Linked DNA regions of Homo sapiens: regions 1 and 2 are each linked to region 3. Evidence: chromatin contacts called from ENCODE Hi-C or POLR2A ChIA-PET data. All regions are on one chromosome and are shown on one strand. The core of a region is the stretch at or near the end of the contact, and the rest is flanking DNA. Distances in the headings are between cores, read along the strand shown.

Evidence for each region. Hi-C counts contacts between places; a loop is a spot of excess contacts on that map. ChIA-PET counts read pairs that join two places held with the same protein, here RNA polymerase II (POLR2A). Pooled maps may share reads with other maps.
Region 1: a pooled map shows a loop between it and region 3 (2.0-fold over the local background). The contact joins the promoter of ASB16 here to the enhancer-like site in region 3. A Hi-C loop is called at or near these places in 1 of 50 pooled maps. POLR2A ChIA-PET finds 5 or more read pairs at or near these places in 4 of 52 experiments (PC-3, T-cell, WTC11 and 1 more).
Region 2: a pooled map shows a loop between it and region 3 (5-fold over the local background). The contact joins the promoter of ASB16-AS1 here to the enhancer-like site in region 3. A Hi-C loop is called at or near these places in 2 of 37 single-sample maps with no recorded cell type and 3 of 50 pooled maps. POLR2A ChIA-PET finds 5 or more read pairs at or near these places in 4 of 52 experiments (Caco-2, HEK293 and WTC11).

The regions. Positions count from the first base shown.
Region 1 is chr17:44,168,290-44,172,548 of GRCh38, reverse strand. It overlaps ASB16 (ankyrin repeat and SOCS box containing 16), which reads right to left and starts at 1,845. Exons shown (of 5, transcript NM_080863.5): 1 at 1,459-1,845; 2 at 236-503. The coding sequence starts at 1,759.
Region 2 is chr17:44,184,532-44,188,871 of GRCh38, reverse strand. ASB16-AS1 (ASB16 antisense RNA 1) reads left to right here and starts at 2,155. Exons shown (of 3, transcript NR_049730.1): 1 at 2,155-2,307. It overlaps TMUB2 (transmembrane and ubiquitin like domain containing 2), which reads right to left and starts at 1,900. Exons shown (of 4, transcript NM_001076674.3): 1 at 1,763-1,900; 2 at 1,129-1,196. The coding sequence starts at 1,163. RefSeq lists an enhancer at 2,042-2,576.
Region 3 is chr17:44,278,119-44,282,437 of GRCh38, reverse strand. No RefSeq gene overlaps it. Among named protein-coding and RNA genes, the nearest start is that of SLC4A1, 12 kb to the right of the region's middle. RefSeq lists a cis regulatory region at 551-844 and an enhancer at 1,584-2,254. Within about 2 kb of position 2,662, at least 20 of the 41 ENCODE cell types and tissues checked have a DNase peak (open chromatin) inside an H3K27ac peak, as active enhancers do.

The sequences.
Region 1 (4,259 bases), core at 596-3,095, 110 kb after region 3:
CTTCTGCCTCCTGGGCTTAGCAGATGTGACCTTGGACAAGTTACTAAGCCTTTCTGAGCTTCATTTTTCTCATCTGTAGGATGAGGTGTCTCCAGGTTATTGTGAAGATGTGTATATGCGGTGCTTTATGAACCACAAAGCTGCATGTGGTTGTCAGGTTCCCTCTTCTGGCCTTGTGAGCTGGAGACACACACACACATTTCTCCCCAAACTGTCTCAGCCCCCAGGCACCTACTGCAAGGACTCGGGGATCGTGCAGAGGTGCAAAGGAGTCGTGCCCTCCTCAGTCAGCACATTAGCCTTGGCTCCGAAGGTCAGCAGCAGCCGCACACAGTCAAACTGGGCTCGGGCACAGGCCTCATGCAAGGCAGCGCGACCCCCGACACGGGCATCCAGCTCAGCTCCCTGCCGGATCAGGTGTCGAGCACAGTCTGTGTAGCCTCGGGCTGTAGCGATGGCGAGGGGTGCCGTCTGCTTGGTCTTGGGGGTCAGCACCCAGAACCCTAGGGAGAGCAAATAGTTTTGGGAGGTGGTGTATAAGACAGGGCAGGGCAGGGAGTGGGGATGCTGGTTCCAGCTGACAGCTGACACTGGCCTTCCCTCTGCATGGTTTGCTGAGCACAAACACTGCCAGGCTGTACCTGTGGAAGGGGGCTTATTCAAGTCCTGAAGTGGAAGAATAAATTGGAACAGCCTTTTAATACAGCTTATCAATCTGTAACAAAACATAGTATGTGTCATAAAAAAATTAATTGCTGTATAAAACCACAGGGGCCAACTAAGTAGAGTGACTCCCATTAAGGAAATCTCAGCGTCTTTGAATGGCTAATAGTGTCAAAGGCTTGTTCACCTTGGGGCCTGGGGTGGTGGCTCACACCTGTAATCCTAGCACTTTGGGAGGCCAAGGCGGGATGATCACTTGACCTCAGGAGTTCGAGATGAGCCTGGGCAACATAGTGAGACCTTGTCTCTTTTTTTTTTTTTTTTAGGCAGGGTCTCGCTCTGTCCCCCAGGCTGGAATGCAGTGGCGCTATCTTGGCTCACTGCAAGCTCCGCCTCCCGGGTTTAAGTGATTCTTCTGCCTCAGCTGCTGAGTAGCTGGGATTACAGGTGCGCACCACCATGCCCGGCTAATTTTTCTATTTTTAGTAGAGATGGGGTTTTACCATGTTGGTCAGGCTGGTCTCAAACTTCTGACTTCGTGATCCGCCTGCCTTGGCCTCCCAAAGTGCTGGGATTACAGGCGTGAGCCACTGTGCCCGGTCAACTTTTAATTCTTAAAAGACATACAGACTGCTAACCCTGCCTCATCTCTGTTTAGGAGGGAGCTAGGATAGGTGGTGGAAAGGGCTGCTATAGTCTGTGGTCTGCAGGGAAGGAGGGGCCTAGACTCTCCCCCTTCCCCACCCACTCCCCTTCTTTCTCCCTCCTCTTCTGCCCTCTTCTGGTGCCCCCTACCCTGTTCAGCCGACCAGGCCAGCTGGTTGCTCACAGTCTCCACAATCATGTTGGCGGCCTCTTCATCTTGGAACAGGGCTTGGACCTGCTGCAGGTTGCCGGAGAAGAGGGCTTGGTGGACAGCTGGGTCTCGGCAGGAACGGTGAGGCCTAGTGAGTCGGGCCCGGGGACTTGACGGGCACCTGCGGCTCCGGCACTGCTGGGCAGCCGCCCGCCGCCGGTCCTCCCATTCCAGCCACTCCTGCTGCAGGCGGAGAGAGCGCAGCATGGAGGAGGTGAAGGGGAAGGTCTCTCTTGCCATGGATGGGGCCCAGGGGTTTGGGCAGTGGCACCTGGGCAGAGCCAGGTTCCCTCGACCCGACTACCTCCCTTGCTCTGAGGAGCCACCCTGCCCCCGCCACCGTGAGCCAGAGAAAGCAGCAGCTGAGGCTATAAATAGGTCCTTTGCTGCTCTGGTAAACATGGTTTGCTCAGAGTCATGATCCTGGTGCTGAGAAGCTGCTGGCCCAACCCCCAGCCCAGGGTGAGGGCCAGCCCCTGCCCCTGCCGATACCCTTTGGTTGGTCAGCAGGCCCTCAGCTGAGGCCACCCCCGAACCCCAGCATCTGCATCCACCTTCATCTCTAGAGCGAGCATCTTGGGTTGGCAAGGTCCAGGGTGCGCAAAAAGGTCAGTCATGGAGATGGGCAGGGCTGGGAGGAAGACAAGGTGCCTCCAGCCTCTCTGATGTTGGCTGGAGGGCAGGAGCCACCATTGGCCCACGTGGAGGAGAGAGGGCTGACCTCAGCACAGGAGGTAAGGGGAGGTCAAGGCAGAGTTACTGAGAAGGTGAGCAGCTCTTCCCAGCATCTGCAGTAACAGCAATAACTCTGTACATATGCACAGAGTTTCACGGTGTTTAAATCACATTCATATCCACCTTCACCCAGGGGATCATACTTCCCAGCCCACCCAATAATTAGTAAACTTGGTTTGGACAATAAATGAAATTATCACAGTTGAATGCCCCTGAGATGGGTGGTCTTATCTCTGTTTTACAGATGAGGAATTTAAGGCTTAACAAAGTAATCTACTGGCTCAAGGTCACAGTTTGTGAGAGGCAGAGCCAGGACCCCACATAGATGGTGTGCTTTGGGCCAAGAATGGTGGCTCATGCCTGTAATCCTAGCACTTTGGGAGGCCAAGACAGGAGGATTGCTTGAGCCTAGGAGTTTGAGACAATCCTGGGCAACACAGTGAGACCTATATCTTTTTTTTTTTTTTTTTTTTTTTTGAGACAGAGTCTCACCCTGTCTCCCATGCTGGAGTGCAATGGCACGATCTTGGCTCACTGCAACCTCCGCCTCCCGGGCTCAAACGATTCTCTTGCCTCAGCCTCCTGAGTAGCTGGGATTATAGGCACCCGCCACCATGCCCAGCTAAATTTTGTATTTTTAGTAGAGATTTAATTTAGGGTTTCACCATGTTGGCCAGGCTGGTCTCGAACTCCTGACCTCGTGGTCTGCCCGCCTCGGCCTCCCAAAGTGCTAGGATTATAGGCGTGAGCCACCACCCCCTGCCTCTCCATCTCTTAAAAAAAGAAGAAAAAAAAAAAAAGATGGTACACTTTTTGCCTTCAGCTGCTGCAGCCACCTGGCAGCCTCCCCCATTCTCCAAGCAGGACAGACTAGTCTGTAGAAACTGCCTTCAATCATCCTTTTTTTTTTTTTCTCATGGTGTCACCCAGTCTGGAGTGCAGTGGGGTGATCTCGGCTCACTGAAACCTCCGTTTCCTGGGGTTCAAGTGATTCTCCTGCCTTAGCTGCCTGAGTAGCTGGGATTATAGGTGCATGCCACCATGCCCAGCTGATTTTTGTATTTTTATTTATTATTATTTTTTTTTTGAGATGGAGTCTCGCTCTGTCACCCAGGCTGGAGTGCAGTGGCGCGACCTCGGCTCACTGCAAGCTCCGCCTCCCGGGTTCACGCCATTCTCCTGCCTCAGCCTCCCGAGTAGCTGGGACCACAGGCGCCTGCCACCACACCTGGCTAATTTTTTGTATTTTTAGTAGAGACAAGGTTTCGCCGTATTAGCCAAGAATAGGATGGTTTCGATCTCCTGACCTCGTGATCCGCCCGCCTCGGCCTCCCAAAGTGCTGGGATCACAGGCGTGAGCCACCGCGCCCGGCCGATTTTTGTATTTTTAGTAGTCGGTTTCGCCATGTTGGCCAGGCTGGTCTGAAACTCCTGACTTCAGGCGATCTGCCCGCCTCGGCCCCCCAAAGTGTTGGTATTACAGGCGTGAGCCACAGCTCCCAGCACCTTCAATCATCCTTGATTTATTTTTTTAACCCAGCTGCTAAGGGGGCTCACATGGCCGGCCTGAGGAGAGCCAAGGGGTTGAGCTGGAAACTCTGGGAATGGACCTAAGATGTTTAAGCCACAGACCTGTTCACTCTTAGGAGAAAGCAGCTGTGCTTCCAGGAGCCTCTAGGGGGAGGAATGAAGCCGTGAAACCACACAAGCTGGTGTGCCTGCCAAGCTGGGGAAGGGGAGGGCTCAAAAGCTCTGCTCACCCTGAGCTCACTCAGTGCACAGCGGCCTGCAGGCAGGGCTGGTCTGTCCCCTCTGCATCTGGGGCTCCTCCTGGCCCTTCTCCCGCTGCCTGTCCTGCCTCCTGGCCCTGCAGCAGCACCTTGCCCAGTGATCTTTTATTTCTTCCTCTCCCTAGGCCCTTCCCATAAGCAAGTTCTAGCTCCTGTTCTTACATTTTCAGGGACTGTCTCAAGTTCAGCCCCTCGATGTAATGCCTTAAACCTGG
Region 2 (4,340 bases), core at 906-3,405, 93 kb after region 3:
GCACCCCAACCTAAACCTAAAGACCTACCCTACCCTTTGCCTCTATTGTGAAACTCTTGCTTTCACGTTCTGTGACCTTCCTCTCTCAAACTCCAACTTCCCAATGAGTGTGGATCAGCAGGAAAAGCCCACAGCCTTGCTGCTGCTGCTACTGTTGTTGCTTTTTTGGTGAATGAGGAAAAATCTTTGCTGAGGCCTGAGTTTCTCTAGGATTTCTATCGCTTGGTCAAGCAAATATGCCTCCTAAGCAGCCTCCAAAGTGGCTTCAGAGAGACCCAAAAGCCTGGAATATTTTACTGTGGGGCCCCCCTGGAAGCACTGTTTAGCCATCCCTGCCAGATTGTCTCATTTGAGCCTATTTCATTCCTGGTCACAGATCCAGGCTGCCAGATGTCAAGAGCCAAAGAAAACTGACCTACCATCAAAAGCAGAGTCAGACAAATCTAAAACGATAACTCTGTAGGGACCGCGGGCAGATACTATGCAGCAGACATTATGTGCCGCCTCTGAAACTTCTGGCAAGCCCTGGGGAGCAACTTGGGACAGACACCAGAAGCACCACCTTCCTGGGTCACCATGGGCCCACTCCTGCAATGACCACTCCCCAAGTGGAGTGATTTGAAAAAGATTCCATAACAGCTCTCACAATCCATATCTCAGTCTCTCTTCTTTCACTGTGAAGGTTCTGCTGCTGCAGTTTCTTAGAAAGGCAGGAAGGGTCCCTGCTTGCTCCTTGGAGTACCTACTATTTCCCTTGGAGAATCTGCTGCTTTCACAGCTGTCCCTGGGCAAATCCAGTCTGGTGATTACCATTATCAGACTATTCTCACAGCACCTATAAAACTTCATTATACTTATGTACCTGTCCATCTTTCTATTAGACTCCTGGTAGACAAGGATCGTATGTATTTCTCTTGGTACTGAAGTGTCCAATATAATGCCCCAGTAGTTGCTCAAAGAATTATCTGTGGAACACATCAACATCCTTATTTAATATACCGGCCCTGGAGTTAGAAAAACAACTAATTATAACCCCAGTCTTGCGTCTTACTAGCTATAACACCTCAGACAACTTTCTCAGAGCCTCAGCTTTCTCATCAGTAAAATGGGGTTAAAAACAGTACCTACCTCATGAGGTTGTTTTGAAGATGACGTGAAATCATCGAAGCAAAATACTTGGCACAGTGCCTGGCACACTGCAAATTGCAATTGCTTAATAACGGTAGTAATTATTTATCACAACCACAACTAACCCCTGATGGTAAGAAGGTTAATGTTATTAACCATGATTTACAGGAAAAGAAACTGCGGCAAAGAAAGACGAAAACGATTGGCACAGACACAGGGAACTCTCGTGGGGAGGGGCCCGGCAGGACCCCAGGTGTCCGGCCTCAGGGGTCTTTGCTCTGTCCCTCAGCCTGTGATCTACCCTGTCCGTACCGTGACCGCACGGTGAGGAGGGGTCCCGCACCCTTTTTCTGAGGCGAAGGTTCCGCTTTTGGATGGTCCTATTCCCTCGGCGTTGGACTGGGGTCCATGGGCCCACCCGAACCGAAGGGCTGCCTGGCCCCAGCCTCCGTGATAAGACCAGTTGTCCCGGCCAGTGAGGAGTAGGGTCGGCTAAGGGGGTCACAAACCGTCCACACCCCTCAAACTTCGGGGCGGGGCTGGGGAACTGGGGGCGGGGCTTCAGGACGCGAGGAGTCATGGGAAATTAAAGGGGGATTGGACCGGCACTGTGCCTGGATGGGGAAGTCCTCACCTGAAAAGACCAGACTAAATGTTTTGACCTCGCCAGGACGGCCCCTGGACTCGTCTTTCCGTAGGGGTCGGGAAAAGGGCTGGCAATCTGCGATTCTGTTCAGGGTCCGGTCTCTTCCGGCTTCTCCCGGAAGCTGTTATACCAGGGACAGGAAGTCCCGCCTCCGCGCCTTGCACTGATGACGCGAAGCTGCGTAAGACGGGCTGACGTAAAAGGTATTCTTTAAATAAAAGGGACAGGTTTCTCAGCGGAAGGAGGGGTGGAGTCATTGTTGGCGGGATTGCGGCCCTCCCAGAGCGGGGCCACGCCTGGTGGGCGGGGCCTTAGGCAATCCAGGGTGAGAGGCGGGGCCAGGGGGGAGGAGTTAGCGCGGAGGTACTTGGGAAAGGGGCGTGGCTTCGCGACTGCGGAAGGTTGCCCGGGCTGGCGCCGCTGGGCAGAGCCGGTGCGACGTTTCCCTTTCCAGCTTTGTTCTTCCGGCCCTGCTGTCTGCCTCCCCGGCTGATTGGATTCGTTACTGCTTTGCAACGCGCACCTAACTCCAGGTTAGCGGGGATTAGTAAGAACTCAGCTCTGGGCCAGTCGGGAAGACAGATAAGGAGACCAGTTAGTCAGCATCCAGTGCTTGAAGAGTGCGGCCCCAGGTAGTGTGGGACCCGGAGAAAGAAGGCGGGAAAGCATTTCAAAGAAGGCACAGATTCGGCGCAGGCTTAGGACACAAAAAGGGGGAAAAGTCCAGCTTTCAAGAACTTATCCAGATTTTTGCAGTTAAAATTTTTTCTTTTTTGAGACGGGAGTTCCGCTCTTGTTGCCCAGGCTGGAGTGCAATGGCGCGATCTCGGCTCACTGCAACCTCCGCCCCCCCGGGTTCAAGCGATTCTTTTGCCTCAGCCTGCCGAGTAGCTGGGATTACAGGCATGCGCCACCACGCCCCGCTAATTTTGTATTTTAGTAGAGACAGGGTTTCTCCATGTTGGTCAGGCTGGTCTCGAACTCCCGACCTCAGGTGATCCGCCCCCGTCTCGGCCTCCCAAAGTGCTGGCATTACAGGCGTGAGCTACCGCGCTCGGCCGCAATTAAAATTTTTTCTAAAAACTTACTGTGGCCGGGGGGAGTGGCTTACTCTTGTAATCCCACCGCTTTGGGAGGCAGAGGTGGGAGGATCGCTTGAGCTCAGGAGTTCGAGGCTGCAGTGAGCTATGATCTGAGCCACTGCATTGCACCCGACAGGGAGGCCTTGTCTCCAAAAAAAAAAAAAAAAGCGCTGGAGTTTGGGGTTTTGGAGAACTACTGATTAAAGGATAAATAATCCAGACAGGGGCAAACATAAGCAAAAAGCTCGGTGGCTTCTACCAACTGAACACTGGCAGAAGTAGCACTTAGATCAAGAAATAGATAATTAGGACTGGCGCGGTGGCTCACGCCTGTAATCCCAACACGTTAGGAGGCTAAGGCAGGCGGATCACAAGGTCAGGAGTTCAAGACCAGCCTGGGTAACATGGTGAAATCCCGTCTCTACTAAAAATACAAAAATTAGCCGGGCGTGGTGGCGCACGCCTGTAATCCTGGCTACTCAGAAGGCTGAGGCAGGAGAATGGCTTGAACCTGGGAGGCGGAGGTTGCAGTGAGCTGAGATGGAGCCACTGCACGCCAGCTGGGGTGACAGAGCGAGACTCTGTCTCAGGAAAAAAAAAAAAAAGAAAGAATTACCCCAGAATCTCCCCCTTCATGTCTTCTTCTAGCCATTAACCTCCAAAGAGTAATCACTATTCTGACGTCTGTCACCATACATTAGTTTTTCCTGTTTTTGTACTTGCTATAAATGGAATCCAACTGTGTATCCTCTTCGGTGTCTAGCTTCTTTTTTGTAAGTCCTTTCATTGTGGTAAAATAAACATAGCTAGGCACAGTGGCATGCACCTGTAGTCCCAGCTACTCTGAAGGCTGACTCAGCAGTGTCACTTGAGCCCAGGAGTTAAAGGCCAGCCTGGGCAACACAGGGAGACCTCTATCTCTAAAGATAAATATATACATATACGTAACATAAAACTTAAAACCATTTTAACTATTTTTAAGTTTGCAATTCAGTGGCATTAAGTACATTCACAAAGCCGGGCACAGTGGCTCATACTTGTAATCCCAGCACTTTGGGAGGCTGAGGCAGGAGGATCCCTTGAGCCAGGAGTTCAAGACCAGCCTGGGCAATATGGTGAGACCCCCATCTCTAAAAAAAAATTAATTAGCTGGGCATGGTGGCGTGTGCCTGTGGTCCCAGCTACTCAGGAGGCTGAAGTGGGATGATTGACCCTAGGAGGTTAAGGCTGCAGTGAGCCATGAGCCAGCTACTCAGGAGGCTGAGGTGGGATGATTGCTTGACCCTAGGGTCAAGATTGCAGAGAGCTGTGATCGCGCCACTATGCTCCAACCTGGGAGACAGAGTGAGACTCCGTCTCAAAATAAAAAAAAATGTAAAGGAAAATAATTGTCTTCAGCTGAGCATGGTGGCTCTAGAGTGTAATTGCAGCACTTGGGGAGGCTAAGGTGGGAGGATCACTTGAGTCCAGGAGTTTGAAACCAG
Region 3 (4,319 bases), core at 1,413-3,912:
CTGGTCTCAGGGCCCAGCACAGGGAAGACTCCCACAGCAGCCCCCATGCCCACTGGGGTTTTCTCCTAAAAGTGATCGCTACTATTTATCAAACTCAACTGTGTGCATGGAGCTGTGCTAAGGGCTGCCTGTGCAACGTCTTCCTATCAGCACAACCTCTCTAGGAGGCTGGGTGTTAAAGATGAAGAACTGTTTTTTTTTTTTTTTGAGACGGAGTCTCTCTCTGTCGCCCAGGCTGGAGTGCAGTTGCGAGATCTCAGCTCATTGCAACCTCTGCCTCCCAGGTTCAAGCGATTCTCCTGCCTCAATCTCTCAAGTAGCTAGGTTTACAGGCAGCTGCCACCACACCCAGCTAATTTTTTGTATTTTTAGTAGAGATGGGGTTTCACCATGTTGGCCAGGCTGGTCTCGAACTCCTGACCTCAGGTGATCCACCCACCTTGGTCTCCCAAAGTGCTGGGATTACAGGCGTGAGCCACTATGCCTGGCCATAAGGATGAAGAACTTGACTTTAGAGACCTCTGGGAACTTATTCAAGGTCGCACAACTAGTAAGACACCAGACCCTCTCAAAGCCATTGGCTTAACTGCTCCCCTACCTGCCCTGCCAAACACACACAGTGGGGGACACACCCATAGCCCTGGCCCTGTGACAGACCCTGCCATCAGCTGTCAGGTGGAGGCCCCAAACATCTGGCTTAGCAGATAGGACAGACCAAGAAGGGCTGGAGCTGCTCCCCAAGGGAGGCTTGGCCCTTTTCTGGGGGAACTATCTGTTCCCTCCTCCAGGACTAACACAGACAGAGTTTTTCCAGCAAGGAAGGGGCCCTCATGGGCTTGGATGGGAGGCCAGGACTGAGAAGAGGAGCTACCTGCCCTGAGGAAGGTTGGGTCAGCCATCGAGAGGCACCAGGAACCAGGGGATTTGTAGGGGAAAAAAGACAGGGGCAAGCCAGAGGGAAGATGGGAGCTGATCGCCCACAATGCCATCCTCACCCCCTTGGGTACACCAGCCGCTGCCTTGTCATACAGACATACCCTAGGACACGCAGGCATATTGGGCACAGATGCAAGAGAGACTTTCCCTTTACCTCCACCCACCCCCCTGCTCCCCCTTCCATTGTCCAGCCCAGGCCTAGCCAGGAGTATGGGTGGTCCAGTTACTTGCTGCTGTTTTGGGTTAATGTGGATTCACAGCTGCAGTGATTCTTTTTATTTATTTATTTATTTATTTATTTATTTATTTTCAGACGGACTCTTGCTCTGCCGCCCAGGCTGGAGTGCAGTGGTGCCATCTCAGCTCACTGTAATTTCCGCCTCCTGGGTTTAAGCAATTCTCCTGCCTCAGCCTCCAGAGTAGCTGGGATTACAGGTGTGTGCCACCACGCCCGGCTAATTTTTTTGTATTTTTAGTAAAGACTGGGTTTCACCATGTTGGCCAGGCTGGTTTCGAACTCCCGACTTCAAGTGACCTGCCCACCTCAGCCTCCCAAAGTGCTAGGATTACAGGTGTGAGCCACTGCAACTGGCCCGTGATTCATATTTTAACAGTGTTTGGTTGGCTTTAAATAAAGTGCATAGCAGGGGTGGGGGAACCCCTCCTTAATGCTGGGGTTCCTTTCACACAGCCAGTGTTGTCCAGGGGAGCCCAAGTGCACCCTTCTAGACACAGCGCCTCCCTACCCTGGCTCCAAGCATCAGGGGCCCTCTGATGGCACCTGGGATGCTGCCTGGGGCTGACCCTCGACCTCTACCTTTACCCCACAGCAGAGGAGGTTGTTCTGTGGTTCCGGGTATTTCAAAGGGTCACGCCTTGGTCGGGGCTGGGGCAGTGCAGAGGCAGCTTCCCCAGCAGTGACCACAGGCAGTCAGCCTCCATCACCCTTTGTTCTGAGCCACTGTGTGCCTGCTGCCCTGAAAGCAGAGGGTGACTGAGTCACAGGTGGGTCCTCAGGACCTAGCAGAAGGGGAGGCATGCATGGCGGAGGTCCGACGGGCTTCAGGAGAGAGGAGAGGAAGGCCAGTCGTCCACGCCAGGTCCAAGTCGAAGAAGGAGTGGAAGCTGGACTGCAGAGAGGCCTGAGCTCAATTTTAAAGTGAATGAAGCTAAGGGAGTGCGCAGAGACAGGACCAGTAGGGCAGGCTGGGGACGGAGAGCAAGTTCACAGCAGGGGCCAGGTCAGAAGGAGGAACTTGAACTTTATCCTGAGGCCACATGGAACAGCTGGAAGGGTCAGAAGTGGGAGGGAGCCAGGAGTGCAGGGTCAGGGGAAGGAAGAGGGGGCCGCCGGCCATAGGTCCTCCTCCACAGGGCTCCCCAGCATAGATTCCCCCCAGACATAGGATAGGTACTCTCCCTACGCGGGTCTCACGCCCTGCAGGTTCTCTGCACCTGCATGCAGGCCCTTCCAGGCGCCCCCCTACGCCAGGCCTGCGTCCCGGCCACCTAAGCCTGAGTAGACAGAGCTGAGGTCTTCAGCCACCGACTTCAATGACGTAGTGAATCAGGGCTGGGAACCAAGGCCGTCCCCGCCCTACCCAGCCAGCCCTACAGGCCAAGGTCAGTCTTAGTCGGCTGTGGTTTCCGGTCTGCTGCTGCCCCGCCAGAGCCTGGCTCCCTCCAGCTGGTTTGACCTCAAAATCTCACCGACTGAGAAGAGCCATTTCCTGGAGAGTTTCCCCTCCCTACCCCCATCCCAAGTTTCAGTGTGTGAATCCCCAGTCCCAATCCAGCTCTGCTGCTTATGAGCTGTGTGACCTCGGGGAATTTACTTCACCTCTCTGTACCCTACTTTCTTCAAGTTTTAGGAAGATTGAGTACAGGCTGACAGTAAAGACAGCACCCCTTATTGAGGATGGTCTTTGTGATGTGTGATTAAGTCTTTTGTATGGATGAGGAAGTTGAGGGTCAGATGTTGCTAGTTGGGGAGAGCCCAGATTTCAGCCTCTCATCCTGGGCTGGGGCTTTTTCCAAGACTAAACTCTCCTTATTTATTTTTTATTTTATTTTTATTTTTTTGAGATGGAGTTTCACTCTCATCGCCCAGGCTGCAGTGCAATGGTGCAACCTTGGCTCACCGCAACCTCTGCCTCCCAGGTTTAAGCGATTCTCCTGCCTCAGTCTCCCGAGTAGCTGGGATTGCAGGTGCCTGCCACCGAGCCTAGCTAATTTTTGTATTTTAGTAGAGACAGGATTTTGCGATGTTAGCCATGCTGGTCTCAAGCTCCTGACCTCAGGTGATCCACTCGCCTTAGCCTCCAAAAATGCTGGGATTACAGGCATGAGTCACTGCGTCTAGCCTCCTTTTTTTTATTTTAATTTTTGTGGGTACATAGTAATTGTATATATTTATGGGGTACATGTAAGGGGTACATGAGGTGTTTTGACACAGGCATGCAATGTGAAATAAGCACATCATGGAGAATGGGGTATCCATCCCCTCAAGCATCTAAACACTCTTTGATGACCCTTGTGTGAGCTGGTGTTTTTGTTTTTGTTTTGAGACAAGGTCTTGCTCTGTCACCCAGGCCAGAGTGCAGTGGCATGATCATGGCTCACTGCACCCTAGACCTCCTGGGCCCAGGCGATCCTCCTGCCTCAGCCTCCTTAGTAGCTGGGACTACAGGCATGCACCACCCCACCTGGCTAATTTTTATATTTTTTTGTAGAAATGGGGTTTCACCATGTTGCCCAATCTGGTCTTAAACTCCTGGGCTCAAGCAATCCACCCGCCGGGGCCTCCCAAAGTGCTGGGCTGGGATTACAGGCATGAGCCACCATGCCCGACCGTGTGAGCAGGTGTTGAACGAATAAAGGAATAGTAACTGCTGGTTGACTTGGTCATTTTGAACCCCTGGGTCTCTGGAAACTTGTGAGCCATCTGAGGGCAGCTCTATCCACCCGTGGGCTGATTTTCACCCCTGGGGACAGAGACTAGACAGTGGGATTAGTAATGGTTAGAGGGTACCTAAAAGGATGGGAAGATGCAGGCCAGGATGGGAATTAGAGGTGACCTGGGAGGTCAGCACTACAGGGTACAGGAATGACGCTGTCAAATTTTCTCCATCAGAGGGTTCCACCCATCCTTCAAGGTGTCTCTTCCTTGAAGCCTTCCCTGACCACTTCATTCTCTTGTTTAATAATTCCTGGGACATGAGAAGCTACAGCTCAGCCCCTGTGAGCTGACTGTACCCTGTGACTGCATGTGACACAGTCTGACCATTATGCAGCATCAAATCATTTCTGGAGAGCTTGCCAATACATTAGCTCACTTAACCCTCTTAACAGCCCTGGGACGGAGGAGTTACGTGTTTATCACC